Regions from separate parts of the Homo sapiens genome. Here region 2 is linked to region 1. Evidence: chromatin loops called from intact Hi-C (ENCODE). Cell type or tissue: PC-3. All regions are shown on one strand. Each heading gives the region's core, and the rest is flanking DNA. Links, peaks and the distances in the headings are about the cores only. Region 1 overlaps PLA2G7 (phospholipase A2 group VII). Region 2 overlaps TNFRSF21 (TNF receptor superfamily member 21).

Evidence for each region. Hi-C counts contacts between places; a loop is a spot of excess contacts. Peaks named below come from ENCODE experiments on the same cell type or tissue, not always from the same donor. Only the 100,000 strongest peaks of a DNase experiment are listed, where the experiment ranks them.
Region 2: it touches region 1 in a loop (4-fold over the local background); 3 of 110 quality-filtered maps call a loop at or near these places.

What each region holds. Positions count from the first base shown.
Region 1 is chr6:46,711,803-46,727,795 of GRCh38, forward strand. It overlaps PLA2G7 (phospholipase A2 group VII), which reads right to left. Exons shown (of 12, transcript NM_005084.4): 2 at 10,981-11,123; 3 at 5,173-5,294; 4 at 4,582-4,726; 5 at 2,658-2,751; 6 at 467-535. The coding sequence starts at 11,089. Among named protein-coding and RNA genes, the nearest start is that of PLA2G7, 16 kb to the right of the region's middle. In PC-3, for the core only: no CTCF peak of the experiment used is centred there; DNase peaks (open chromatin) are centred at 3,509 and 7,479; H3K4me3 peaks cover 560 bases; H3K27ac peaks cover 6,824 bases.
Region 2 is chr6:47,286,025-47,302,017 of GRCh38, forward strand. TNFRSF21 (TNF receptor superfamily member 21) reads right to left here. Exons shown (of 6, transcript NM_014452.5): 2 at 1-571. Among named protein-coding and RNA genes, the nearest start is that of TNFRSF21, 16 kb to the right of the region's middle. RefSeq lists an enhancer at 1-410. In PC-3, for the core only: no CTCF peak of the experiment used is centred there; no DNase peak of the experiment used is centred there; H3K27ac peaks cover 1,371 bases.

The sequences.
Region 1 (15,993 bases), core at 3,001-11,000:
TCTATCATCAAGTTGCAGGTAAACTCAATCCATTCTATCTTCCTAATTCTGGGAGGCAATGTTAGCCATGTTGAAACTCAGTCTCAGGAATCAAATCCCGGCACTGCCACTTACTAGTTGTGTGACTTTGGGCAAATTACCCTTTATCACCTCTATATTCCTCTTCCTTAAAACAACAACAATAATAATAATAACCATCTCATAGGATTGTTATGAAGACTGAATGAAATGGCGTATTAAAAACATTTCGCATAGGACATGGCAGGCAATAAACACTCTAGAAATGTTAGGTGCTTTTAAGTCTTTTAAGTCGATAAACTCAATCTCCTTTTTTGCTCATGATGTTACCATACTTGAAAGTTCCATCAACATTTTAAATAAACTTTTATGAAAATTAGAAACATAGTTATGAGCATTGACATTCCCTGTAGTTGGCCAAAGAGCCCAATTATATCAGGTAACATACCTGTGTTCTACAGCAGCAACTATAAACCCATGAGATGCCAGGTCAATGCCAATAGCAGAATAAAGTGTCCTTCAAAACAAAAAGAGGGAAGAATTACAACTACCAGTCATGATTACAAGGCTGAGTCCACTAATAAAACTGGGAACATGGAGGCCATTACACCCCTGTAGTAGTGCCCTGGGGTGGAGTGGAGAGCTACGGTTCTTAAAGGAGGGTGATTTTGTTCCTTAGGGGATATTTGACAATGTCTGGAGGTATTTTCATTATCATGAATGTGGGCGAGGGTATTTCTGGTGTCTAGTGGGTAAAGGGATGCTGTCAAGCATCCTACAATGCACAGGGCAACCCTTCACAACAAGAGATTATCTGGTCCAAAATGTCAAGACTACTAAAGTTGAGAAAACCCAGGGCAGTGATTATAAATATTGCCTTTGAGAGTTTTGGGTTTTTAATCTTGGCTCTGCCACTTCCCAGCTATATGATTTTAGGTAATTACTGCATTTTTGTCCTCACCTGTAAAATGGGCCTAAGAGTAAAGCATTTGTTTTAGGGTAGTTGTAAGGTTTTGCTAAGATAATGTATATAGGAAAGCAGTACAGTATTGTAGTTACAAGAATGAGACCTGCAGTCTGACCACTGAGTTTGAACCCTGGTTCTACCACTTGTTAGCTGTGTACCTTTAATAAGTCACAATATTTTTGCTGCCTTGGTTCCTTATCTATAAAATGGTGACACTATAATAGTATGCTACCTCATCAGTGAGGATCAATTGAATTAATACATTTTCAGTACTTATATTAGAAACAGGTAAATACTTAACACATGTTAGCTATTATTTAAATGATTGGACTGGGTGAAATAGTTGAAAAATCATGTGCTAAGCACTGCATTTATGCCCTCTTCCACAGCTTCATTTGCACAACCTTTTCCTCATACCATGCATTCAATAGGAAATGTCCACAGAGAATAAAAAGGAGGTAGCTAGAAACTATTTATTTATTGCTGAAGATACAGGACCTTTTCAAGAGGGGGGAATGATATAGCACAGGGATTAGCAAACTTTTTCTGTTGAAGGCCAGAGAGTAAATATTTCCAGGTTTGTGGGCCATAGTCTTTGTCACCACTACTGAACTCTGCTGTTGTAGGACAAAAGTAGCCATAGACAGTGTACAAAAATGAATGGGTGTGGCTGTGTTCTAATAAAACTTTATAGAAATAGGCAGTGGGCTGGATTTGGCCCTTGGGTTCTAATTTGCCAGTCACTAATGTAGGAGAAATCAAATAGCTAGCTGAACTACATTTACAGTGCTGAAGAGAATTCTTTATTGCAAGTGCTACCCAACTTCTTCCCAGCTAAAAGCCATCTCTCTTATTTTCTGAGTTTTACAATCCCTTGAAGTAGAAGAGGGGTGACAGGTGAGAAAGTGGTGGAAGAAAGTGAAGAGGGTGGTTGTTGTTATGAAAATGTGCCACTCAGCTATCATGCTACAGACTGCATAGCTTACTAAAGACCCTATCCAGCTCCTGCCCCTCTGTATCCATCACCATGGTCAAGTGGAAGCTAAGCATCCAGTGAGCTGCTCCCAGAGACTTGGCACAGCATGGGTACTAACATTAGCCCATTCCTATGAGATACAGGACTCTTGATAAGCAAATATAGTCCAGCACTCCTTCCATTGGCCTGGCTCAATATTTCTTAGAACCATGCTTCATTCTGAAGCTCTTCTTATCCAATCCTTCTCCCTTCCCCATCACCTTTTCAGGTGTCCAACCTGTGTCATGGTCCAAAGGTTCTCCCCATCTTTTCCTGCTCCTTCTCTTGCCTTCACAGATATTTCTCTTAATAACAGTCTTTCCCAGCTAATCTAAAATTGGTTTCTCAAAAGTTCTAAACTTTACAGAGGATAATTTTAAGAGTGTAAATATTACAATAATGAAGGACAACTATAGAAAATGCAACACCCTTTCTTCTCTGCTGTGAGGCTAATCCCAATGAGCTGATAGTAGGGAAAAAACTACTTGACCAGACAGGTCTAGGACTGATCAATAGACCCACAGCCAATTATTGAGGAAACCCAACTCCTCCAGACAAGGGCCTGCATGACATTCCAAACTCTGCTATTTCTTTCTTGAATAAAAAAATTGTCATTTATTCCTGGAAGCCAAAATTGTTCAACCTCTCAAACATTACCTGAATGCCCCAAGACCATGAGAAAAAACAACAAGTGGATATTTTTCACCAGGCCTCAGAGGGGAATTCCAGTTTGCAGGAGTTGTCATTGAACCTAGACAACAATGGAAGGTTATAGTTAAGGTTTTCTCTGAGTGTTGCTAGTGAATTTAATTCATATCTCATTAGCATAAAATGCAGACCCATCTGATTTATATCTACTTTTTTATGGATGAATAGTAGATTCATTAAAAAGACTGCTACTAGATACCCACCAACCAAAGAGCTGAACTGTAAGTTTTTTTTTTTTTTTTGAGATGGAGTTTTGCTCTTGTTGCCCAGGCTGGAGTGCAATGGCACAATCTCGGCTCACTGCAAACTCTGCCTCCCGGGTTCAAGCGATTCTCCTGCCTCAGCCTCCCGATTAGCTGAGATTACAAGCATGCGCCACCACGCCTGGCTAATTTTATATTTTTAGTAGAGATGGGGTTTCTCCATGTTGGTCAGGCTGGTCGTGAACTCCCGACCTCAGGTGATCCACCTGCCTCAGCCTCCCAAAGTGCTGGGATTACAGGCGTGAGCCACCGCACCCGGCGTAAGTTCTTTCCTCAGACCATAGGATCATTAACGATGAGTTCTTACTGACAGCTCTGGACTTAAGGTGAGAGATTTTCCCACTTATAGGTGTATTCATAAAGGCTGCTACTTACTGCCATTCCCAGGTTTTGGAAAAATTTTAAAGGGAATGTTCTGAAACCAAACTACCCATAAAACCTTGGATACATTACACTAAGAGCCAGAATCTAAGAAACAGAGACTCTGTTCATTATGATTTGGTCATAATCATGCAGGAAAAGGTAGAGAAACCACTGACTTCATACTGAGTCATGGATGCAGCTCTGCCACTTCCTAACTATGGATCTTGGGCAAGTTCCTTAAACTTTCTGTACTTCAGATTCCTCTTCTGTAAACTTCAGAAAATGATATCTCTTTCATAGGGTTTTTGTGAGAATTTTATTTAATTAGGTAATATATGTAAAGCAGTGGTGCAATCCATCACATAGTAAGGGGCTCAAAAAATGGAAATATTGTCTTCTTTCACTTCTCAATTTTTATTGTCACCATTATTATCAGCAATCATTTGTGTTTCATTTTCTCATCTATAAAATGCAGATGCAGTCATAAAGACTGAATGTGATGATTGCTATGGAAGTGATTTATAAATTATTTTGCAACATAAATATGCAGAGTTATGCTATTTTCATGTCTGTTATAAGTGGTTTTTAAGAAAATTAAAAGCCGATGTTTAAGATGAATCCCAAAATTTGTAGATCGTTTTGAGGGGTAAATGTGAAGACACAGTTAACATCAGTCCAACAGTAGTGTCTAGTCAAACAGATAAGGAAGGAAAAGTCTATATTAGCAGAATGTAGACAGTAAGTGAAGAATACACATCAGATTGTCTTAGCGATGGGGGTAGGTGATGGGAATGAGAGTAGAGTCTCTTCATGTATGACAAGAAAGGCATTAGCTTTGACTCCTTTGTTTTGGATCTGGAGAGTTTGATGGCTTCTACTTTCTTTCTCTTTTTGTCTAACTTTAGCACAGAGCATGCGGGATAGTGGCCACACCAAATAACCTGCTATTCTCACCACGGTATTGCCTTCTCCATGGTATGTCAGATGAAAACTAAAGAGCAGCCACAGAAAGATGTCAGAGTCAGTCTGATACTCTCGGCCACTCCCATCCAACTCAGAATGGACAAAATGAGAACCTTGATTCTGTCGTAGTTGCCTGGGCTTTAAAGAAATACTTTCCTTATCATTTTAGGAGCTATTTGGACTGAAGAAAAATCTACTTTGGTCTTAACTACTTGAAGTTCTTGTTGTTTTCAAGGTTTTCATACATGCAAGAGCCTACAAAGAAGGATCAACAGAAATCTTACCAAAGAGTAACCTCAAAATGTTGCCCATAAGCCAGTGTGTTCCAAGAAATTTGCTAAGACCCCAAAAATATTCTTTATTTGGGATCCAAAGGGTGTCAAGGCGATCATTATCTTGGGATGGATAATATAAACGCAAGAAGGTGCCCTGTTAAGAAAGAAATTAATGCACTTTTAGAGAAGTTGTGTCTCAAACATATTCCAGCAGCTATTTTGCATATTTAATTAGTGGGGACTCAAATACCTCTGTGTTCACAAAAAGGTCTAAAGAACTTTTTAGGCTGCTGTGGTGATTGAAGATAGTCATGAAAGAGAAACAGAAAAACAATATTCTATCTCAGTGAAAGGAAAATACAAGCAGCCTGGCTTCAGGTATTAAGGAAGTGAAAAATAAGGTTTATAGAGAAATTAATCAGACAATAACAAAGAATTGAGGAATGGCCAAACTAGTAAAAGCCTTCATATGAAACAATACAAATTGCAAAATGAGTCATTCTCAGGTGAGGGCAAGGTCACATTTGAACACCTTCTAGTGGTCCATAGCGACAGACAATATTAGAGTATCAGGATAAGTTGTATAAATCAAAGCATTACCTTATTAGTGTGATCAAACATTAAGTCTGTACAACCAACGGAATAAGGCCCATTTCCCCGGGGGATTTTAGTTTGGCCAAAGCTTGCAGCAGCCATCAGTACTTGTATTTTGTTGACCCATGCTGAAAAACAGGTAAATATTATCTCATTTGTCATCCATTACATATCAGATTTTATTATGCAAAAGAATTCCAACGGAATCAAGTTACTTCCCATAGTTTCTGGCCTTCTTTCTTTCTCAACCTAACAAGTAAGATATGCAATTATTGAGGGTCTGCTCTGTTTGAAACACTGTGTAGGGGTTTTGGAGGGTAAAGAGATGAAAGTAGACATAGCCTTTCTCTCAAGCTGCCTTGGACTGTTACCTCCTAATGTTTGCAGCCTTGCCCTCTCATTCTACTTCTATCCAGAGTAAATTAAAGATGACTTCACAAATCTGTTTTTCCTAAACATGAACTTTATTTCACATTTCAGATTTGTGCCTATAACTTCTCCTTGAGCATCTCTACCTGATGTCCTTCCCATAAGAATGTCAAAATGAAACTAGTTTCCAAAATGAAACTAAATGATCATCTTTCAACTCTCCCTTCTCACTTTCCAACCACACAGCCTGCAACTCAAGAACTCCTCATCTCCTGCACCACAAGCCAGAAACCTGGGAATCATCCTATTCTCCTACCTCTTTCTCACCAACCACCCTACATTCAACGGAGCCTCTATTTTCTTTCTTTTTTCTTTTTCTTTTTTTTTTTTTTTGAGACAGAGTCTCACCGTGTTGCCAGGCTGGAGTGCAGTGGTGCAATCTTGGCTCACTGCAACCTCCGACTCCCTGGTTCAAGTGATTCTCCTGCCTCAGCCTCCTGAGTAGCTGGGATTACAGGTGTAGGCATGTGCCACCATGCCCAGCTAATTTTTGTATTTTTAGTAGAGACGGGGTTTCACCACGTTGGCCAGAATGGTCTTGATCTCCTGACCTCGTGATCCGCCCACCTCAGCCTCCCAAAGTGCTGGGTTTACAGGCGTGAACCACCACGCCCAGCCCCAAACCTCTATTGCTAACATTAGTTTTTAGCTTAGAATGATCTCCACAATATATCGCTGACCCTCTAGCTCAACTGTCTCATTTATGCCCTCACTGTCTCTTGACCAGACTGTTGCTCTCTCTCCTAACTGTTCTACCCACGTTGGATCTTGACCCCTTCAAATGCATCCTTTACACAGCTCCTGGAGGGATTTAAAGCACAAATCACACCAGACAATTCTTAAAATCCTTCAATGCCTCCCTATCAGCAAGTGTTCTTTCCTTGAAGGAGGAATGTATTGTAATCTTTTTGGAAGGCAGTTTGTAGGAGGAATTTAAATCTACACATGCTTTCCTAAGCCAATACTCTGCTACTTGCAAAAATGTGGCCTATCCTTCCAGTGCTCTGGGGTTGAAACATACTGAGGTTCACAGGTGCACAAGTTAAATCCCAAGTTTCTGGGCACTGCAAAGAAACCCTCCACTGGAGGCCCATTGCCTCATACTCTTCCTCTTCTTCTTCCCCTTAAGTTATACCCCTTCCTTGTGCTACAGTACTCCTGAGCAACACACTGGGCTGGTTGATGCCACTGCACCTTTGTAAATGCTACTGCCTATGCTTAAATCCCCTTAGCAAACTCCCATTCACACTTTAATACCTTGGTCAGATGTCCTGTCTTCTCTGAAACCTTCCCTGATTTCCCAGACAGACTTAATCATTTCATCCTCAATATTACATAGATTCTATGTGCATGTGTGTATACACACATGTAATCATTCTTCCTGTCACATATTAAACTTATGTGTCTGCATGCTACACTAGGCTCTTTCTTCAGAGCCATATCCATGTCTTTGCATCCTCTTAACACAGTGTCTGGCACATAGTCAATGCTCAACAAATACTTGTGAAAATAAGCTCAGTTAACTTGAATGGCCACTGGTCTCTCTTGTTTTCCTTTAAACCCTTTATCACATGCAGTATTTTACTCATCCACTCCTAAAACTACTTTTCTCTCTCTGGTGCAATCTTCCACACACCAGCAGCTTCATCCGTTCTCCTTTCTAAACCTCAATCAAATCCATATTTAATTACAAAATATCAGTGTATTCAGACTCTCACTTTTCTTGACATATTCAGCTTGTCCACCCATTCCTTCCATTGGATGGTGGGAGTTGATTACTCTCTGCTAGCCAGCTATCAAGAGCTATGTTAGATAAAGCGTCTGCATCAATACCATGGAACATTGCCCAGAAAAGTTTTGAGTCATGGGAAGAAACCAATTTACAGCCTCCACACTGGTGACTCATGTGTGAAACACCTGCCCATGATGAAGCCTTTCAATACATAAGGCTCAGCTACTCAAAGCTGATCCATGGACCAGCATCACTGGCACCAGCTGGAGCTTGGAAATGCAGGCTCCTGGACTTCACCACAATTCCACTCAATCAGAAAAGGAGTGCCCATTAAAGTTTAAGAGACACTGGGCTGAAGTTCCAGACCACCTGCCTGACACACAGGTCAGCAATCCATGGTCAAATGGTAGGAGGTAGTTTCAAGAAAGGCAAGGGGAGAGGGGATGGAGATGAACAAACCCTGTGAATTGGAGGGACATGGTTCTATTTCAGATTTCAGGTGTACCTCTTACAAGCTATAATCCTCTGGCCTAGTTGCTCCCCTCTCTGATCCACATTCGTAAAATGACATAAAAGCACTTGACCAGCCCACAGTACAGTTGTAAAGATGAGGTGAGAATGTAGGTCAAGTTCTTAGTACAAAACATGACACATAAGGGGTAGACAAATAATGCTGTTTACTCCTTCCCCAGAGTCCATTTACTCTTGCTAGGTAAATCTGTGCTGAGTCCTTAGGGAAGTTTTAGCAGGTCTAACCTCTCCCCAGGTAGATTCAAACCCCAGAAACTTTTTTTTTAAACTTTACCTGCAAGGTGAACTTTCAGGGTCTATTTTGAATTACAAAAGGCTCTTCTTCCATTAAAAGAGTATCTACTGAGCCATGCTTCTGGTGTAACAGGGAGATGTGAAGTCCCAAGGAGGAGGACCTTAAGGTAGGGACACCTGCTTCTTCTTCTGTGGTAAGCAGCCTGGTGCTACTGCAACCCCACCCCTAGGCAGGCATGGTGTGCCTGTGCAGGGCTTGCTGCAGGGAGACCTCTGGCTCACACAACTCGCTAAGGAGCCCCAGGGCCACAGCTGCTGTTGGAGACACTACCTCTAGAATTGGAGGCTCAGTTCTGGAGGCATGGGAGGGTTTCACCCAACACAAGCCTCCGCTTGTGAGATCTCAATTCCAAAGGACAGGGGAACATTTTCCAATAAGTTAGGAGTGCCCTGGTTGTCCAACACCTGTTCTCCCTGGGAAGTTTCCTCACTCAGCATTCAGGAGCATTCAGGTCAAGGTGAGGTCTGCCTGTTCCAGGACACCTGACCTCTGAGAAGACCTCAGGAATCATCAGGCTGATCCAGGTTTTGGTATAGGTCTATGGGGTCCTATGCACCAGTGCCAGGGTGCCTGGGGGTGGCTGTGGAACAGGCTCCATAGCCTACAGCTGACCCGGTTATGGGCCTGGATTTCCCATTCTCTAACCATCTGTCAGGAGTCATCATTAAGGAAGTGGAAGGAGGAGACTCATCAGATCAAATGACCACTCACACAGTTTTGTGGTTCAGAATTTATAAATGTCTCTTCTTAGTTTTCTTCAACTTTATTTTAATAGGAGGATTGGAACCTATGGCATGCTATTAATTTTATTACATATTTTTGGTGGTTTTCATTTGTCAAATATTCCTGATGTTCAGTCTTGGGTTTGGAGATGAACTGTATACATGCTAGGACAATTACACTCTTATATGGCTTTATGTCCTCCATTAGTAAAGAGGATATCTCTAGCCCATTCCTACAAACCTTTTAACCTGCATAGCCATATTTTCTGTGTATTCATTTAGTAAGAAATTATAAAGAATCACCTATTATTTTAATCTTATTTAATAAACTGTTTCTAATACTTTAAACCAATATATATGCATTCTTTTTTTGTTTGTTTTGAGACAGAGTCTCGCTCTGTAGCCCAGGCTGGAGTGCAGTGGTGCAATCTCAGCTTACTGCAACCTCCTTCTTCTGGGTTCAAGCAATTCTCCTGCCTCAGTCTCCCAAGTAGCTAGGACTACAGGTGTGCACCACCACACCCAGCTAATTTTATGTATTTTTTTTTTTAATATAGACGGGGTTTCACCATGTTGGCCAGGCTGGTCTCGAACTCCTGACCTCAAGTGATCCACCCACCTCGGCCTCCCAAAGTGCTCAGATTACAGGCACGAGCCACCATGCCCGGCCTGCATTCATTTTTGAACATTTAGAATGGGCATTGCATTGGGCTCAATGCTGGGACTATAAAGATAAAGCAACGTCCCTGTCCTCAAGTTTCTGTCAGTCCAGCAACAGCCTTCCAATTATTTTTAAAGACAAAGGGATTTTAAAAATGTTTAAATTTTTACCCTGTACCAATTAAAAGTGAAGGATATAAATGTTTCCCGAATGATGATTTTCCCACCATCTAAGATATTACCTGTTCTCAATCCATGAAAAAGGTAGTAGGAAAAATGAACTTAATGTCATCTAGGATGCAGGACCCTTGAATTTGACTACACATTTATTGTCTTAGTCACCAGTGTATCCTTGATGACTTAACTTCCTGATGCGTTATAGGATGAATGGACCTGTGAGATATTATTCTATTTCCTATGCAAATGTAGATATAAGATATAAAACCTCTCCTAATGCATTCATTTTCCTGCTTATGTAGTAGGGCAAAATTTAAGGTACTGAATTATGAAAGCTCTTTTGCAAATGCTATCGTAAGGAGTCACCCATCAAGCTTGAACAATTAGATCCAGAGTGACCCACAACTATCCAGGTGCACAGCTCTGTAGGTATAGTCAGTATGACACCATTCAGAAGCCACCTACACTGCTCTCCATAGGAGACTGGAAAGAGAAGTTTATGCATCACAATCCTCTGGGATGAGCAGGAATTTGCAAAGCTCCAGAAACAATCTTTTTCCAATTAAGGTCTCTCTTAGTGACATTAAATGTAGCCGTCTAAAGATGGCTGTCCCGTTTTGGCCACTCCTCCTGGGTTAGTCTATGCCTTCCACCTCTTTCTTTCCCCACTTACCACAAGGCAAGAAAGAATGAGTGATCACATCCATTCTCATCTGGAACTCCCTAGCACCTACTTGTCCCTACTTCTCTCTATTATCAGGTAGGAAAGATTGTTTCCTTTTGGATCCCAAGACCTGAAATTGTTATCTCACATGACTTTCCACTATTAACCAGGAGTATGCCTGTTGAACAAGACACCTGCTTCTTTTTCACCTCATGGAAGCAGGTTTTGAGGCTGTCTTGGAGTGGACTCCAGACCAGTTGCATTACTATGCTTGTGTGGGCATGCGTTAGGGCAGTCAGAGAGAGAAGGGGTGGCATTAAGGAGGTTCTCCGTGGTGATTGCAAGCTGAGCGTCCAGTATATCTTAAAATGTCCCATCCTGGTTCTGTCCTGCAGTCCTGATACTGAAGAACACAAGTGCTTCTTCAATTTCAGTTGAAATGAGGAAAAAGTGAGAACCTCTCCCCTACTCCAGGAGAATACAGGATCTCCATAAGCCTTTAAATAGGACTTGTTTAGATGTGCAGATGTGCAACTTCTTGGGGCCCACTTGAAGTATGGCGACAGATCAGTTGCTCAAGACCTTGAACAAATACACCTCTTACCTGATGATTTCATATGGGCAACAGGATTTATGTATTGCCAGTCAAAAGGATAAACCACAGCCAGGCAGCCGCAGAGGCAGAAAAGCACATGCAATTTGGGTGGCACCATCTTGGGAGCTGAGCAGCAGTTTCAGCTTAGTCTCCTTCGAAGCAGATGATTAAAAGAAAAAAGAAGTATGCAATGAAGAGGCCTTAAATAAGCTGACAAATCAAGAAAGGCTGAGGTACTAGTAACACTTGGAAAAAATAAAACATGTATTTTCTGTGCTGGGTTTTAGATTGGTACTACAATGGTAAAATCCTTGGTAATGTAGGATTACCATTACCTACATTACTAAGGATTACATTGGATTGTAGAGCAGAGAAATAATACTTTCAGACAGTTAGATTAAGTTTTTGGTCACTAGTTTTCTAACTTTATAACAGTATGGTCAGCTATAAAAATAGCCAACAAAATATAACAAATATAACAACCATCTGTCATCATCATAATAATATCCATAGGTATGTCTAGCACATAGTAAATAATTCATAAATTTTGGCTATTTCCATCATTTAATTATATAGTGACTATATTTCTGCTGCTGTGGTTGTTTTGGGTGTTAATATGATGTTATATTCTTGCTAATTTCTATAATCCTACTATGATATAAGTTTCCAAAAAGCAGAAGTCAGGTCTTATTTGTTGTCTCAGTGCCTAATAGAGGGCCTGGAAGAAGTAGTATTGCATAGATGCTTGTTGAATCAGTAAATGAAACAAGAGAATATGAGATGTGTGGTAATAATAAATTATAATTAGTCTGTATGCTAACATCTTATTAGCAAAAACTATCTTGCATTTGTGCATCCATTTTCCCCCCTAAAATTTGGCCCTTCAACTTTTGTGGGGGATAGAAAAGGTCCAAGCCACCATCATCTCTTACCTAAAATTTGCCATCACCTCTAACGAGTCTCCCTGCTTTTGCCCTTGACCCTAAAATCTATCCCCAACACAGCAGCCAGAGTGATTGTGTCACCCTTCTGCACAAAACCCCCAAATGGTGTTATATGTTACGGGGGAGAAGCCATTCACCCAAAATAGCTTATAATGATCTACATAACCTTTACTCAACACACTCCCAATCCTTCCCCTAGCCCCTCTTGGACACCTGCTGCAATCACACTTGCTTCTTTGCCATTCACCAAACATGCCAAGTACTCCACACCCACCTTCCATCCCCACTTTGAGGGCTTTGAATGTGTTCCCTTTTATGGGAATGCTCTTTGCTCTGACACCCAAATGACTGGTCCTCTCACCTCCGGGTTTTTGCTCCAGTGATACTTTCTCAGTGACACTTTCCCGGTTCAATCTATTTAAAATTGCAATCTAACCTCCTTCTTCACACCAATACATTCCCTATTTCCCTCCCTACTTTATTTTTCTCCAATATTTATCACCAACTAACGTACCTTGTATGTTATTTGTTAGTTGTTTATCACCTTCCACTAAAAACTTAGTTCTGTGAGTGTAAGGATTTTTGATGGTTTTTCCCCCTGCTGTATTCCCAAGACCTAGAATAGTGCCTGGTGTACAGAGGCACTCAGTAAATGCCTGCTGAGTGAATAAATCTAGCACATCTGGTTACTAATACAAACCGAGCCAAGTTTAATGATCCGGTGTCCCACTGACACTAATGAAGCACTCGTTAGTATAGCTATTTTGCGGGAAGATGTAATATAGATGTGTGGCACAGACAATGAGTGCTCCTGAACATCTATGTGCTTCCCTACATTTCTTAGCCGCCCCTGTGGTTGGGCTGGGCCCATGGGGCTAATTCCTGAGAAACAAAAATTTGAACAGAAGTCGTCTGCAACAGAGTCACTGTATCTCCTTCATGCCTTCCTTTCCCTGACACAGCAAACTTAGAAATCATGTGCTGATGTAGTGCAGTCTTGAAGTGAAAGACGCCTGGATACCTAGTCACTGAACAGAGAAGAGCCCCTGCCAATTCAAATGACCTTTCACAAATGGGAAATAAACCTTTGCTGTGTTAAGCCACTGAAATTTCCAGGTGAAGCTGTTATTGCCTTAATGGAGCACAGCATGGCCTATCCTGATTATCAGATCTGCAGTCATTCAATCAAAGGGTATTTCTTAAGCAAATACTATATGCCCTCTCCTATGGCAACAACTGTGGTAAGTACCAGAGAATTTGACACAATCCCTACTCTCAGAGAGTTTACAATTGTGTTTCAGAGACAAGACTAGCATATATTAACAATATAATACAGGAAGAAAGCAAATTACAGGGGCATTTTATAATTCTTAGATGATATGGTACAAGTTCTGAGAGCAACAGGAATGTAGACAGAAAGATTTCAAAGAGATGGGGCTTTCGTGTAAGGGCAGCTCCTATTGTACAGGCTAGAAAGACCCAGATAGGCAGCTGGTAAATGTGTTGCTGGAGCTCTAAATTTTTTTTTTTCTTTGACAGAGTTTTACTCTGTCACCCAGGCTGGAATGCAGTAGTGTGATCTCGGCTCATTGCAACCTCTGCCTCCTGGGTTCAGGCAATTCTCCTGCCTCAGCCTCTCGAGTAGCTGGGACTATAGGTGCCCACCTCCATGCCCGGCTAATTTTTGTATTTTTAGTAGAGATGGGGTTTCACCATGTTGGCCAGGATGGTCTTGATCTCCTGACCTCATGATCTGCCCACCTTGGCCTCCCAAAGTGCTGGGATTACAGTCATCAGCCGCCGTGTCCAGCCAAAACTTCTTAAACTACTTGCAGAGGGACTGTATTTCCTTATTCAACATCTTTCTTTTGATCAGAAAAAAAAGGTATATATGTGCAACTCTTTAAGATTATTTATAATTTTGGTTGATTTTATTTGATCTTATTTCAGTATTACATTTAATTATATTATAAAGTTAATACATGATTTCAAAAATCCAAACATAACAGAAAAAGGTAAATTGAGTTATCTCTTCGCAAATAATGACTTGCTAACAGATTTTTTTCCAGAGGCATTTCTAGGCTCGAATACATGCACACTGAAGGGGCCAAGGGGGCCACGGGTGGCATTCCCCTTGGACCTCTGAAGGGTCACTGAAAAATCAACTTGTAAAAGGCAGATTATTTATTTAATGTGTATTCACAAGGAGCCTTCAGAATGAAGACCCAAAGATACAGGGGAAACTGTCTATTTTTATGCATAGGTTCAACAAAGTATGAACAGCTGTGTAGAAATATGACTGGACAGTAAGGGTAAGCTCTAATGCTAATAGACTCAGAGGGGCAACCCAGCAAGCCCTGTCTATTCAGATTCTTCTTGGTCTGTCTGTGCAGCATTCCTTTTTCCAAGGTAAGAGGACCCTTCCCTGAATAAGGGTCTTATAACCTACAATCAGATTAGAGTCCTGCCTTGGGCAGGTGAAAGGAAGGCAGGAAAAGGTCAGAGAGAAAGATTCTGCTTTCTGAGACCTGCTTCTGGGGTCTAAAGCACTCCAATATTATAACCAAAGACTGTAGCAAGGGCAACGGGAGTTATGAGCCAGGAACCATATTAACATGTAATAATCACAATGACCACAGAGGCTTCTGAATATGAACACACAGGAATAATTCATAAGAAGTCTTTTAACTTTTAAAGTTCTCTTTACACAGATAAGTGCCTTTTTCTCAACCATGGGATATGAGTTAGCTAGAAATGTATTTATATTTAAGAACTAGGACCCTGAAAAACTTAATGGTAACTTTAGACATTCTCTTAGAACTAGAGAATCCAACAGGACTACACTAAAACCCTTGATACAGCCGTCTTCATCATCATATTGTATGAAAATCTATTACCATAACCCCAATCACTGGTCAATACAAAAACACAAACTTTTTTTTTTTGGAGATGGAGTCTCACTCTGTCACCTAGGAATGCAATAGCACCACCTCAGCTCACTGCAACCTCCGCCTTCCAGGTTCAAGTGATTCTCCTGCCTCAGCCTTCTGAGTAGCTGGGATTACAGGCACCCACCATAATGCCTGGCTAATTTTTGTATTTTTAGTAGAGACAAGGTTTCTCCATGTTGGCCAGGCTGCTTATGAACTCCTGACCTCATGTGATCCGCTCACCTCTACCTCTCAAAGTGCTGGGATTACAGGCATGAGCCACCAACATTCTAAATCAATGGGAATGTTCACTTTAAAAATCAATGATTTTCTTCAAATAGTAAGGCCTGAAAATAACTATCTTCAATTTGGCCCCTTGACCACTAGATAAAATATCATCCTGGCAATCAAGAAGACTTTCAATGAGCACTCAGATAATACATTCCATTTAAACGGATTCTACCTTTCTGCCTCTCTCCTGCAGACTTCATTTCTCCCACTGAAACCACAGTGCCCTACCTGTTCTTCAGATCTCAGTTGTAGTCTCCATACACAACCATAACTGCCACAAATCCCGATTTCCCCTATTTGTCACTGTTAAATTCTCATCAGGCATCATTTCCCTTTTCGAAACAAAAGACAACCCAAAACAATAGATAAAATGTCCAATCTCGAGTTTGAAATCTCTGTGAAAAGCTGACAGATAAACCATCCAAGTAAAACCCAGTCCTGGCAAGAGATTAGGGCAGGTGGGCCTTAGCTCTTGTGTTATTAGTAAAGAGTCAGAAAAGAAAATGCTCATTTGTTAAGTATCAGTACTCTCTTTCCAAATTCTTCCTGATTGACCTTTGGAATGGGGGCATGTGGCAGGTTGAATAATGCACTCCCACCCAAATGTCCATATTCTAAACCCCAGAACATGTGAATATGTAATGTTCCATGGCAAAAAAGAATTAAGATGCAAATGGAATTAATGTTAATCAGTTGACCTTAAAATAGGGAGATTATCATGGATTATCTGACCCAATGTAATCACAAGAGTCCTTAAAAGTATAAGAGGATGGCAGAAGAAGAGATCTGAATGATGTGATGTGAGAACTCAACCCACCATGGCTGGTTTTGAAAATGAAGGAAGCGGGCATGAGCTA
Region 2 (15,993 bases), core at 4,450-12,449, 580 kb after region 1:
GTGAGGTGGAGCTGGAGAAGGACGGGAGTGTGCCACAGACGTTGTCTGTCTCCTTGGTCCCCGGCTTGATCACCACCAGGTTCTGACTCAGACAGTCTGTGTATGCTTTGCATTTCATCACACTAGAAGGCACATCTGAGAAGGTACCCCGAGCACACTGCTTACACCGCACATCCTCAGTCTCTGTCCCTTTCTTCCGCACACCCCAACCCACAGGACACACCGTATGGGGGGCACAGGTAGCGTTAGACTGGAACATGCCAGGTGGGCAAGTGCATTCTCGGTCAGTCAAGGCAGCACAAGGTAATTTCTCAATCATTGGCCATGGGCATGGCTGACTACAGTCATGGCATTTCTCTATGCCATTCTCATGCCTGGTAAAGGTCCCCACAGGGCAACTGCTGCAGACGCGCAGGCTTGTGTTGGTACAATGCTCAGAGACATAGGTTCCTGCTGGACACTTGTCACAGGTTAGCACCTGGCCGGTGGCACGGTCAACATGGCGGTATGTGCCAATGAGATTCGAGGCCTTCTGTTCTGGCTGAGCTGTGGTGGTGCTAAGGAATCCAAGCTGAAAGAAACAGAAGGGGAGGGAAAGGAACAAAAACCAAGAAGATGTTACATAGGAGCAGAGCAGAAAAAGGGCCAACAATTCCAGCACCACCATCATCATTCCTGTTAAAGATCCGACCAGGACTGCATCCTCTTGACAGCATGCTGCAACACAGTAGAACGAGAGAAACGAAGACTTGGATCCCACCCTACAGCTTGATCTACTGGCTGTGATGCTTTGGTTTCACTGCCTGACCTTTGCCTCAGCTTCCTTTTTTTCCATTTGTAAAATGAAACTGACAATGCATCTCAAATTGATTATAAAAATCAGTTGAGAATATGTATGTGAAAACACTTTGTAGCTGAGATTTAAAATGTTATATATGGCTGGGCGCACTGGCTCACACCTGTAATTTTTGCATTTGCAAAATTTGCAATTTGCAAAATTTGCCTTACATCACATCTGTAATTTTTGCACACCTGCATTTTTAGAGGCTAAGGCACGCAGATCACCTGAGGTCAGGTGTTCGAGACCAGCCTGGCTGACATGGTAAAACCCCATCTCTACGAAAAATAAGAAATTAACTAGGCTTGGTGGTGCATGCCTGTAATCCCAGCTACTCAGGAGACTGAGGCATGATAATCGCTTGAACCCAGGAGGTGGAGGTTGCAATGAGCCAAGATCAAACCATTGCACTCCAGCCTGGGTGACAAGAGTGAAACTCTTTCTCAAAAAAAAAAAAAAAAAAAAAAAAAAAGAAAAGAAAAATTGTATACTAGTCAAAATCCAAATGCAACAGGAAAATAACTTGCTGACTTTTTAACATTGGGTATTTTATTCATTTAAGGATAAGGGAGCTAATTAAAAAAAAAACTTGCCCTGTTCTTGTCTTTAGAAGATGTATTTTAATAAAAAATGTACTCTTTCTATTTAAGAATTATTTATCACAGATTTGTAAAATACTTTGTTTAGCTTAGTTCTATACTATAAAACTGAAATGGTAACTAAACCTGTAAGAAATCAGTTGAAATTTACATTTCAAATTTATACACATATTTTGTGGCTCAAGTCATGTATGCTACTCTTATAACTGACAAAGGGGTTGTGGACAGAATATGTAAAGGACTCCTAGAAAATCAACACAAGATAAAAATGGGTGAAAAACTTGAGCAGGCATTTTATAAAAGTGAATATTCAAATAGCCAATAAAGGACAAAAACGTAAAACTTCATTATTAATTAAGGAAATGCATATTAAAACCATATTGAAATAGTACTATATACTCCAGAATGGCTAAAGTTAAAAAGACTATCTGATAAAATTAAGTCTTGGTGAGTATGAGAAGCAACTGGAATTCTCATACATTTCTGATAAAGGCATAAATTGCAACACACACTTTGAAAGCTGGTTGGTACTCTTTACAGAAGTTGAAAATGTATACGCTATGACCCAGAAATCCTACTCCTAGTATATACACACATGCCTAATGGAAATGTGTATATATGTGCACCAGAAGGTATGCAACAACGCTTATAGCAAAACTATTTAAAACATTCCCAAGGTGGAAACAGCACACGTTTGTTGGCAGAAAGGATAAATAATTGTCATTTGGTCATATAATGCATTATACAACAATGAAAATGAACTAATACAGCTCCACATAGTAACATGGATAAATCTTACAAACGTAATGTTGAGTAAAGGAAGTCAGGCACAAAATGTACACATTGTATCATTCCAACTGCTTGTTTGAAAACAGAGCTAATCTCTGTGTTACACTGCTTTGGAGAGTGGAGAGAAGGTACAGTGATTAGAGGAGGGCATGAGGGGTGAGTTCTAGGGTGTTGGCAACGCTCCGTAACTTGATCTGGATGCTGGTTACTGGAGTGTGTTTGCTTTGTCACAGATCGTTGAGCTGTACACATAAAATCTGTATACCCTTTTTAGTGTCTCTAAGTAAATAAATAAATAAAAATAAAGCGGTAGAAACAAACATAAAAAAAAAAAAGAAAAAGAAAATAACTTGCTGAATAGTTCTCTTCCTTTCCCCAACCCCAATGTTAAGCTGCCATTTCATGATGCTAGGACAAGGCAACTGGGAACCAGGAAGGCATGCATTCAAGCTGCCAGTTCCATGCACCAGATTGCCTGCTTGGCATTACCTGACAGTCATGGCCTGATTTTTTCAGACGCTTTGCCTACATGAAGCTAAACTTTTATTTATTTGTCAAAACAGAGGCGGGCCCTTGGCATTTTTGTAATGTGCTTTAAACAACAGAGTTGATGCTTTCAGATTCACACCCTGTTTGCTCAGCCTTTGAAGACCATAGCTACGAAAGCATGGGCCTGCAGCCACCCAGGAGAGGAAGCACAAAGCTAGACCCAGCAAGAGGGAATCAACAGGCACTTAGGGGAAAGGAAATTATATTCATGGGACTAAATCCTGAGGTCCTTCTGAGAAGAGACTGGGGGAGAATAAGAATATTAAGAGAAAGTTTTTCTGCATTAATGAATATTGAAAAGTTCCAACAGTTTTCACTATCCTTTATGAAATGCACAAAGTTTATGTGTCAAGGAAATAATGGCTGCCTCAAACTACCAGCTACTCAGCAGGGCAAATTCCTTCTAAATTGGCTGCTATACCAGTGACTAAGAGAATAAATCAAGAATTTTTTTCACAGTGATCAGAGTTTCTGTCTTTTTAGCACCTTGACACTTAATTCAAGGTTCAATTCTCTCCTACCCCAAAATTTAACTATTTGAATCAAAAGTATTTCCCTGAAGTCCCTTCCCCTGTCCCAGAGCTGCCTATCTAGTTAAATAACAATACAGAAAACAAATTTTCAGCTTATGAGGGTATATTCATTTTTTCTGTCGAGACCCTCCCCCAACAAAAAAAGGACAGTTGTTGATTCTTTTGTTAAGAAACTTAACCTCATCTTAGAACCTGGAAAAAACCTCCTGCTTGATGATAAATTCTGTAATGTCTTCCCTTATCCCTTCTGACTTTACCTTTCATTTTCTTGTTCCTTCTATTTGAAAATAAGCCTCAGACACCTTTTTCTGAGCACAGCGGATGCACTGGATAAAAGGACCCATCCTGTGGAACCCAAGTTACATTTGTCAAGAATACCAGCCGGGCACGGTGGCTCATGCCTGTAATCCCAGAACTTTGGAAGGCCAAGGTGGGCAGGTCATTTGAGGTCAGGAGTTCAAGACCAGCTTGGTCAACATGGTGAAATCCCGTCTCTACTAAAAATACAAAAATTAGCCAGATGTGGTGGAGCATGCCTGTAATCCCAGCTACTTGGGAGGCAGAGGTGGGAGAATTGCTTGAGCCTGGGAGGCGGAGGTTGCAGTGAGCCGAGATTGCGCCACTTTACTCCACCCTGGGCGACAGAGTGAGACTCCATCTCAAAAAAAAGAAAAAGAAACAAAAGAGTATCAACGACAGGATTAGACCCTATCTCCCTACTAAACACCCAACCCAAGAGGTTGCAAAAGTGGCTCTGCTCTGTACTTCGTGGCATGTCTACATGCAAAAGCAGTTTTAGACAGCTACAGTGTTCTGAAAGTTTGAAAGCTGTATTAGTAACCCAAGTGGCAGGTTGTTACACTTCAATTAAGAAAGAAGAGAACTGAACCCAAGATCTGGGCAGGGAGCGGTGGTCGGCGATGAATATCACTCTGATGTGCTGTGTGATCTAAGTCAGCCTCCCTACCTGTGTGGGAGGATGGGCAGTCAGACACACCCACACACACACTCACAAGGGTGGCTCTGCAGAATGAGCACAGGAGGTCATGAATAGCAAGTATGTGTGGATTTGGGTGTGGAGTTGGGGTAGGCTTCCTACAGCTTTCTATACTTCCCCCGAAATATGCACTTCTAAATCTAAAGTAAAACCAAAAAAGGTTTTCCTAGCTATACATAAAACCCACCTCCAAACCCCACAGCCCCAACACTCTTTCTCAGACTGTAAGTGGATTTTAGAGCTCTTTGTTCATTTGGAATAACAGATCAAGTTTCTAATTAAAGCAAAACTCGGCCCTGTTTAAACTGTTTCATACTGGGTAACCCACTTTAGACAATGTGTCTCTAAAAAAGGACCTTTAAATTACCTCATACAACAAGAGACAATTCCAGCTCCCGCAAGCAGAGCCAACAAACAATGATCCCTCCACAGTCGGGCCCAGGCTGAACACTAGAAATGAGATTTAGCAAAAACTAGACACTATGAATTCACTGGACAAATAATTATTGAAGACCTAATAGGTGTGTGCAAGACAGCATGCCATGGGCTGAGGATAGAATCTTGAGAACTCTATTCCAGCCCTTATGAAGTTTACATTCTAGGCTGGGATGAACAAAAAAAGAATACACCAGTAATTACTCAATTAGAATTGAAATCACTGCTGAGAAAGAGAAATACAGAATCCTATGAGAGGGAATTGAACAGGTGCTTCCTAGCTCAGGGAAGTTAGAGAAACATTTTGTCACCACTCTTAAGGATGGAGAGGCAGAAATTAACTCCAGGCAAGAAGCAGTGAAAGAGGGTTAGGCAGAGGGAACACCAGATCAAAAGTGTGAAGCAGAAGGAAGCTCAGCACAGGAACTAAAAAGCTTGTGGCTCTATCTCAAGATGCAACAGAGTGGCCACAGTTACATCTGAAGAGTCTCCATGTGCTGATCTTAATTCAAAATGCAATGAGAAGTCATTAAATGTTTACATGATAGGTTGGGGGAGAAGGCATATAATTGCACCTGTGAATCAAAAAGCTGTCTGCTTCAGAGCAGAGGGTGAAAGGGGTATGCGGGAGAGTAGACAAGAAAACCCAGTTAGAGGGTGAAAAACCAACATGGAAGGTGGTGGTGACTCAGACTAGGGTGGCGGATGCGGAAATGGAGAGACGGTGACAGATTTGAGGGCTCAGGTCAGCTGAATTTGGTGAATGATTACTTACAGAAGGGGAAAGAGGAAGAAATCAGTGGTTTTCAAATAGGACTTAAGAGAGCACTGGACAGAACACAGCTCTCAGGATGCTCCTTGGACCAGGGAGGGATGGGAGGTAGGCTCCAAGCCCCCCATCTCTGCCTAAACCAAGCATCTCCACTTTACCAATTTGCTAATGGCTTTCCAAGTAAGAATTCATTTGCAGGAGGGATTTTTCCTAAAACAAGTCTGAAAATCACTGAACTAGAGGGACTTCGAAGGCCTCTTCCAATTCTGAAGTAAACAGTTAACCCAATCTGTGCTACAAAGCTGGAGGGACTGCTCCATGGCCTCTTTCGCCTGAGTGAAACCCTGCTGAGAGGAAGAGTTGGCAACATCCCTTTCTCTTTACAGAGACTCAGATGGCACCTGAGAAAATCCATTTTCCTAGGGCCTTTTAGTCAACTCATGATCTAAAACTAGGGCTTTTCCCACTCGCCTGGTGGCAGCCCTCTGATTTCTAAGAAAATTAAAACACTGTAGAAATCATTCCCAGTGATGATCTGGGAGTGAAACAATGAGTAATGGGGGTGAGGTGGACCCCATTCAAAAGTGGCATTTAAGAATAGTTTCTGTATAACACAACAACAAGGTGAGATGCCACCCAAAGCTAATGCTAGGAAAACACCTGAATCAGGGGACACAGTCATTGAAAAGTGCAAGAGAGTGGGAGCCAGAATATCTGACGCCGAGTCCTACCTGGTCAAGATCCTTAATTCCTTCACTTGTACAGAGTTGGATAAACTAGATCGGAGGCTCACCAAAGCCTCGGGTCTCAAAGGCAGCATCAAAATTACCTGGGAAGCTTTAAAAAAAAAAAATCACACCCCAGCCCCATCATCTGGATCACTGTGGGTCTGCAGTGGGGCCAGGAATTTATTTGGTTTTAGCTTTGGTTCATTTTATTTTTAAGCTTTCCAAGTGATTCTGATGCCCATCCAAGTTTTGGACACCCTGAACTAAGGGCTCTAATCTTCTCTGATTCTGAGACACATTTTGGAGACTGCCCAATCGCACTTCTGCACCACTCTCTCAGCCTCTTAACCAATCTGGTACTTTTAATTGTTTTAATGTTGCCCTGTATTAATTAGTATTTTTTATGATGAAAATAAACATTCATGTAATAATTCTAACAATTAGGAACTATAAAGTAAAACATTTAAGTCTCTGCTCAAATCCACTCATTCCCAGAGAGACTCACTGTGAATTTTGGTGCACATCTTTCCAGACCCTTTTCTGAGCATTCACACATAATACATACATATATGCATGCACACCTTAAATTGGCTGTTCCCATTGATTTTTGTTTTGTTTTGTCTTACATATCCAAAGGGGACTGTCCATACATAGCGTTCTGTGATTTGCTTTTGTTCATCTTCTAACACTGCATCACTAAAATTTGCAAGTTGGACTAGGTTGTGTTCACCTCTAACCCTCTAAGTGTTTACAATTATTTCTGTCAAGCTCCACCTTCCCTGTAAAGCCTTTAAAACTATTCCCAGACACCCAGATTCCAAGTAGATGAGTGAACTCTTCATCATATTTCCTGTTTCTGTTCATCATATTGGTGCCTAATTACATATTGTCTTGTGATGTTTGCTGATGGCCACTTAAGTGTATATACTTATCTTCCCATAATGATTATAAGCAGCTCAAGGCCAGGGACGACCACATAGATTGCATTTCCTCCCTTGCACAACTACCTCAATAATGAAGATCGTGGGAATAAGAAGCAAAGCATTCTCCAAGCCAGGGGTCAGCAAACTAAATCCCACATTCCAATTGTTTTTATAAACACGTTTATTGGAATTCAGCCCTTCATGTAGGTATTGACTATGGCTGCTTTCATGCTACAGCGGCAGAGTTGGATAGTTCCAAAAGACACCTTATGGCCTGCAAACTTAAAATATTATCCAGCCCTTTATAGAATACACTATATATACTACATGCTGGATAATATACTATCCAGCCTTTTACAGAGAAAGTCTGTCAACACCTGCACAGGGCAGTCAAAAGAAATGTCAAAAAATACAGAGAGCAGAAGCTCACTCACAAGAATCGTCAGACCTCTGAAAGTTTAGCAACGAGTACTGAGATATTGGCTTCCTTTCTTGACACCCACTCCAACTCACACTCCAAATCTCATCCTTTCATCCTCTGCTTAAAACTCTCAATCACTTCCCACATGACTTAGGATGAAAGGCAAAGTCTTTAACAAAGATAGGACTTTCTCTGGAATGCCATCCCTGACCACCTCTCCACTAATAAAAACAGGTTTCACAAGATCCCCTCATTCCCATTTTTTCCCCCAGTATGGCTACCACAATACTGTATTTACCCATTTTTCTGTTTAGCATGTCTTCCCCTGTGGATCACAAGCTCCATGTGGACAAGGATCAGGTCTATTTCACTTACTGGTGCTATCCATGCCCTCAAGGACCCAACTCATGGTAATGTCTGACAAGTGTTAGTTGAATAAATGAATGAATGGACTTACAGACCATAAATAATTAGAACCAACATATTAGAAGTGGTGGTAGAGGAGGTTGCTAAAGATGAGTGCACAGGTTTTTTGTTTTGTTTTGTTTTGTTTTGAGATGGAGTCTTGCTCTGTCGCCAGGCTGGGGTGCAGTGGTATGATCTCAGCTCACTGCAACCTCCGCCTCCTGGGTTCAAGCAATTCCCCTGCCTCAGCCTCCTGAGTAGCTGGGACTACAGGGGCACGCCACCATGCCCGGCTAATTTTTTGTATTTTAGTAGAGACAGGGTTTCACCATGTTGGCCAGGATGGTCTCCATCTCCTGACCTCGTGATCCGCCTGCCTCAGCCTTCCAAAGTGCTGGGATTACAGGCGTGAGCCAACGCGCCCGGCTGCGCACAGGTTTAAAAGCGAGCAGGAGAAAACCCAAAGCCTCCACAATGTAGCCACAATAACTCAAGAGATAAAGCAGTCTGGCCTTATACCCTTCAGTACAAGGGCAGATACTTCATTTCATCTCCAAAGACCCTGAGGACATCACTCTGTTTTAACAGAACTACAAATGGCTTACAAGAATTACACTCTGCAGGGTGCTTAAGGTGACAAGCAAATGTATCAAAGAGTTAAAAAATTCCCTCCTCATTTCTTTCTTTTTTTTTTGAGGGGGGCCAGGGGTTCTCACTATGTTGCCCAGGCTGATCTCAAACTCCTGGCCTCAAGCATTCCTGCCACCTCAGACCTCAAAAGTGCTGGAATTATAGGCATGAGCCACTGTGCCCAGCCTCCCCTCTTATTTCTTTAAAAAAAGATGATACTAACTTGGTGATTAGAATTATAAGCAGCATAATAAGATTATCCTCCAGAACTTATCTATGCACCATCCTAGTTTAAACTTTAGTTATGTGGAAAATTTCATTTATCCAAGACATTTATTTCACCAACAATGGATAAATGTGGCAAATATCCCAAACTGTACAGGATTTATAAGCACTATAAATGCCTACTGAATGATTAAAAGGTAAACCCAGAACAACACAAATTTCAAAAGAGGGAGGAGGTAGCTCTAAATAACCAACAGTAAAAACTCCCTGGGTCTCAGCATTCACCCTGGTGAGCCACACCACACCTCTCTTGTTGTCACTTCTATTCTCGGACACAGAGATGGGCCTGACTAAGGACAAGAAGCACTCAGATTTGCAAAGACATGTCAGAATGTTGATGCCTATTTATTCCTTAACAATTCTTACTCCATGACCTCATCCTTCAAACAACGTATTTTTGTCATTCTTGTTCCCTATCAAATTCTAATTTTTAGCGGAAAATGAGCAAAGTCAAGGCGGAAATAAACTTTTTTTCTATTCATAAAGGGCAGGCAGAGAGACTGCCTATGAGTTTGTTGTAGAATTTTTCAATGCTGCATAAAACTAATATTTTGAAGAGGAAGCCCGTTACCGTAGAGATGATAATGCAACCAAGTTATTCCTGAGATGGTGAATCTAAAACATGATAACAGATGATCTAAAGGCAAAACCCAGGCAGAGATGGACCTTCCAGAATTTCTGATCATTTTATTTTGAGCATCACATTAAATGTGTAATATCAAGACACTGGCTGTTTAGAATTCTGTAGATTTGAAGCAGGGAAAAAGGAATGCACAAAGAGGAAAGCTTCAAGGACAGAGCTTCCACAAATCACAGACAGAACTGTTCCCAGTTATGTTGGTCAACTCTTGCATTTCCTACTATCCTCTCTGATTTAAAAAAAAAAAAGTCTTCTGTTGCTAAGGCAAAAGCAGGGACCATTTTTAAAGCTGGTGAATATAGAGGATGCCAAGGCTAGAATGTGCTGACTGCAGGACTGGAAGGAGGCAAGCTCAGGGGACACTGGAAAAAGGAAAAGCCATGTGAGACTTAACTCAGGTGCTGTTTTCCCTGGAACCTGCAATGCAGGAGCGTGTACACTCAGCAGCACTCAGTCCTGGGGCCACAGAACCTCATCTCCTTCCGTGTCCTTAGAAATAACTATTTCTAAGACTTCTGCATACATGAAGAAGCCAAGAGTAGGCTACCCATTTATTTAGTCACTAAGCAGTAAGTGAATTGGCATTCCATGAAAGACAGGAGGAAAGATGCAGAAGGAATGTTACTCTGTGCTCACTAAGGATTTAAAGAAAAGCATGTGAACCAAGGCAAAACCAATGACTCTGGCCAGTGCAGCAACTCCAGCATAAAAGCACGCATAAACAAAACCTATTAATATTTTAGTCTATAGTGTGCCGAGCAGCCCAGATCTACCAGGTGCTAGCTAGGTGTGATACTGTGATATAATAAATATATATATTTGGTCTCTGTCCCTGGTTTCTGGTGCACAATTCCTAAAACCTTAAAATCTCCAGCCACAATAGTGTCTTTTGTATGCTAATGAGATGATTGTCGGCTGGGGGCTGCTAGGTAGCTTCTGGATAGGGGCTGGTCATAAGAAAGACCAAGGTATGATGGAAGGGTTGGGACTTTCAACCCCACCTCCAACCTCAGGGAAGGGGAGAAGGGCTGAACGTTGAGCTGATCACCAATGGCCAGTGATATAATCAATCATGTCTAAGTAATGAAGTCTCCATAAAAGCCCAAAAGGACTGGGGTTTGGAGAGCTTCTGGACAGCTGAACACCTGGAGATTCCTGGAGGATGGGGATGGGCATGGAAGCTCCATGCCCCTTCCCACACACCTTGCCCTATGCATTTCCTCCATCTGGCTGTTCATTTGTATCCTTTATTATATCTTTTATCAAGAAACTGGGGCTGGGTGTGGTGGTACACGCCTGTAGTCCCAGCTACTCAGGAGGCTGAGTAAGTAAAGTGTTTCCCTGAGTTCTGTGAGCCGCTCTTGCAGATTAATAAAACCTGAGGAAGGGGTTGTGGGAACCTTGATTTACAGTCGGTCAGGCCGAAGCACAGGCAAAATAACCTGCGGCTTATGCTTGACATCAGATATTGGGGGCAGTCCCCTGTGACTGAGTCTTTAAACTGTGGGATCCGACACTACTTCCGGGTAGATAGGTCAGAACTGAATTGAACTAGAGGGCACTCAGTTGATGTCTGCTGGAGAATTTGGTGTCAAAGGTGTTGTGTTGAGCCTTGTGTGCAAGTAGAAAAACACGTTGGTTTTTTTTAATCCTTAATTCTGGGTGGCCTTGGCAAATGGCTCACTTCTGTGTCTCTGCCTCCTCATTAGTATAAAGGAGTTAATTAGCAATACCTACTCTTCAAAGACTGTTTTGAGAATTAATTGTTAATACAGATAAAGCAGGCAAAACGTGTCTGACACATAGTAAGCATTCCATAAATGTTATCTTAATTATCACTCCCGCCAACTTAACAATGTACTATATTTTAACAATCTTTTAGTTTTTTACTTTTATTTTTCAAATTTTCTAACGAGTGATGGAAAATCCTTTCTCTTTTTACTTTTTTTTTTTTTTTTTTTTTGAGTTTTTTGAGACGAAGTCTCGCTCTGTCACCCAGGCTGGATTGCAGTGGCACGATCTGGGCTCACTGCAACTTCTCCCTCCTGGGTTCATGCAATTCGAGTGCCTCAGCCTCCCCAGTAGCTGGGATTACAGGCGTGTGCCACCATATCCAGCTAACTTTTATATTTTTAGTAGAGACGGGACTTCACCATATTGACCAGGCTGGTCTTGAACTCCTGGCCTCAAGTGATCCGCCTGCCTCGGCCTCCCAAAATGCTGGCATCACAGATGTAAGCCACCGCACCTGGCCAAGACAATCTTTTAAAACACCCCAATTAAAATGCAAGTATTCAATTCCTGAGAAGTGTATCAAAGACTTCAGATTTTTAAAAGCTATAATCCTGAAACAAACCATCCCGGACTTAGAGCAAACAAAGAAACAAAAAATACAGACTGCACAGTAAAGAGTTAAAAGAGAAACATGGGCCCACTAGCATTTTCAAAACATTTAAAATAAAAACTTGGTATATAGCAAATGAGAAAACACAAGAGAGCAGAAGGGATTTACTATTAATAAGTACATTAGATAACTAGGGCAGAATTTAAGTAAGCATTTCCCACAGTGAGTTTCCCTGATCTAGTCCCATGAGATATTAATGATTCTACGGTCTTAAAAGAGTGAGCATGGGAGGGCAAGGAGAGAGGATTGCTTGAGCCCAGGAGCTTGAGACCAGTCTGGCAACATAGGCAGACCCTGTCACTACAAAAAATTAAAAAAAAAAAAAAAAAAAAAAGGAATCAGGTATAGTGGTGTTCCAGCTACTCAGGAGGCTGAGTGAGGTAGGAGGATCACTCGAGCCCAGGAGGTTGAGGCTACAGTGAGCTGCGATCACATGACTGAACTACAGCCTGGGTGACAGAGCAAGACCCTGTCCCAAATTAAAATAAATAAATAAAAATTTAAAAAGAGTGAGTAAGCTCCAGCACCTGCCTGTTTCTGTATTGCTCACAAGCTAAGAATGGTTTTTACATTTTAAATAGTTTTTAAAAAATCAAACAAATAATCATATTTTGTGACATATAACAATTATATGACAATCAAATTGTAGTGTCCACAAATAAAGCTTTATTGGAACACAGCCACACCCAACCTCTTAGGTATTGCCTAGGGCTGCTCTCACCATTCAAACACAGAATTAAGTAGTTAGAGCAGAAACCACATGACCCATAAAGCTGAAGATATATACTATCTGGCCTTTCACAGACAAAGTTTACCAGCCCCTGGTCTAAAAGTTTAGAAAGTGCTCCTGATTAGAATCTTCTCTCAGAAAGGCACAATCAATATTAACCTACTGAGGGCTCCAGCAGGCCCTGCAGGACAGCTGCCAGAAATGGTGACTTAGTTGAACCTAGCACTCCGCAAACATATTTGACCATAAAACGCTTTACTCATGCAATGAGTATTACTATCTTGCAGAACATACTAATGTAGTTCTTACCACAAATATGACACTAAAGTCCGAAAAGTCAACAAACCCAATATTTAAAACATCACATAGAAAATTCAAAGTTATCAGAATAGTTCATTGCAAAGAGATCAATTTCTGTTAAAATGAACAGCACCAACAAAATGAAAATATTTTCAGACACAAAATATTCTCAGACACAAAGAAAAAGGTTTAAAAATATAAATCTCGGCTGGGTGCAGTGGCTCACACCTGTAATCCCAACACTTTGGGAGGCCGAGGCAGGAGGATCACTTGAGGTCAGGAGTTTGAGACCAGCCAACATGGCCAACATGGTGAAACCCCGCCTCTACTAAAAATACAAAAATTAGCCAGGCAGGGTGGTGCACGCTGTAATCCCAGCTACTCAGGAGGCTGAGGGAGGAAAATCGCTTGAACCTGGGAGGAAGAGGTTGCAGTGAGCTGAGATCACGCCACCTACACACCAGCCTGGGGGACAGAGCGAGACTCTGTCTCAAAAATAAAAACATAAATCTCAACTTTTATGTTATTAAATATAATAATATTACAAGTAGAATGTAAAATAAAACTAAAAATGTATATAAAGAATTCATGCAAATGTGGCTAACATAACTCCTTCTCAATAGTTATGACAGAGGGCTACATGAGTACATAATTACAAAGGTGATCATCCTATGGATAAATGTTTGATATCCCTAGGAGCTATTGAAATTCAAATTTGCACCCAAGGACCCTGACATATCTATATTAAAGCAGCATAAATAAATTAAAATTATAAACTCCAATATTGGCAGGCTTGTGGGCTAGAAAGCACATTTATAGGTGGCTGGTGGCATTCTAAATTAATTCAGTTCTTCTGGACTACAGTCTGGCAAATTCAGTTCTTCTGGACTACAATCTGGCAATGTGCAGCAAAAGCCATAAAACTGTTCATTTATTTCCTTTGACCCAGCAATTCCACTTTGAGGAACACACCTTGGGGAAACAACCAAAAAGGAAAAAGAGCAATTGGTTTATACAGAGACAACTTCATTAGTGCTGCTTGCAGTGGAAGACCAAAGAGACAGCAAGCCAAGCATCCAACAACAATAGAATGGCTCAACACAGTGCCGACTGGAGGGGATAGAGCTATTAAAAAGTGGCAGCCATAAAGGCTTGAACTGACGTGAATCACAGGCACCTCAAAATTACTCAACACGCATCCAAACTTAAGGCCTCTCAGTTTCACCCACTGCTCCCCAAGCCTTCCCTTTCAAAGTAATCAGACCACCATAGACTGCTCAATGTGGGAACCTAGGAATCAACCTTGATCACTGCTTTCAATATCACCTGCTCCTTCCTATCTCGCCATCAGCAAATCTCTCCAAAATTTCTATCTAGTAATCCCCATCTTCATTGTCACTGCTCTAGCACCATCATCTCTGCCCTGAATTACTGTAAAATGTGCTAACTGGCCTCCAGCTTCTATGCTCCCCTTCTCTAATCCATTCTCCACAGAGCTGCCAGTGAGTTTTTATTTTTTTTAATTGCATTCAAGTCATAGTATTACCCTGCTTCCCACTGCACTCTGAGTGATGTCCTGATCCCTTAAAGGATCCTGTATGATATGGCCCCTGCCTGCCTTTTCAAGCTCGATCCGTTGTCCCCATTCACTGAGCAGCAACCACCGTAATCTTTCTATTCTCTGAACATGTAGGCTGTTTCCTCCCTCTGGGCCATCCCACATACTGTTCCTTCCTCCTGGCATACTCTTCCTTCTGTTCTTTAAAAGGCTGGTTCTCATTAAGCATCACCCCTTTTACGACGTCCAAGAAGGAAAGCCCATGAATAGTTTTTCATATCATATACCCAAAGTCTAGCAATGCCTGACATTTAATAGATGCCCCATAAATTTTATTAAACGGATAAAATATAAATATATCTCTGTAAGATAACAGAAAATAGCTGCACTAAGAAAAGCAGAACACAAGCAGGTACATACACATTAGTTTTAACTATACATAAATACTATAAACAAAGGGAATTGAATTGAAATGACACATAAAGAGAATTCTACACCCACTAGGTTCTTCTAGTCTGACAACTTACATAAGTTTAAATTGTTCTTTCTTAATAACTCATCTATCCTTCAGTTGTTGTTCAAAGTACTGAGATGTAATGCTAGCTCCAACTACCCTCTAACTTGACTAGAATGAATGAACAGTTAGTTTAAATCAAGATCCTTCTGAAACTCATTAATCATTTATTCCTTAACTGTTATGTGTCAGGACATTGAGCCAGAAACACAATGATGAAGAGCATATTGTCTTTGAGAAGCTGAAAAACAATATTAGCCCTGAGCTTTTCAAATGAGGAAACACACACAAACCTTGTCTATTTTGTTATTTTTCCTTGACCAGGTCTGCAAGGTTTAAACCCAAGAGGAGAGAGGAGTCATGGACTTCTACACATAAAAGAATAGCAAAGATTGAATCATGATATAGTTAGGATGTATGTCCTCTCCAAATCTCATGCTGACATGTGATCCACAATGTTGGAGGTGGAGTCTTACGGGAGGTGTTTGGGTCATGAGGTGGATCTGTCATGAACGGCTTGGCATTGTCCCATTGGTGATAACTGAGTTCTCTGTTAATTCCTACCAGAGCTGGTTGCTTAAAGAGCCTAGCACTTCCTTCCCTCTCTCTTGCTCCCTCTCTCACCATGTGACACACCAGCCGCCCTTCCGTTCTGCCATGACTAAAAGCTTCCTGAGGCCTTACTAGAAGCCAAACAGATGCTAAATCCATGCTTCTTGTACAGCCTGCAGAACCATGAGTGAAATAAACCTCTTTTCTTTATAAATGACCCAGTCTTGGGTATTCCTTTATAGCATCGCAAAACGGATTAACAAAAATATCCAGCTAAATTATTCTGGGGACCTGTTACCATTTGCCTTGGAATCTCTTTCTTCCTTCCCAACACCCCCACCTCTCCTAATCCTGGGCAAGCTGACCTGGCCGTGTATAGGATGAAATCAAA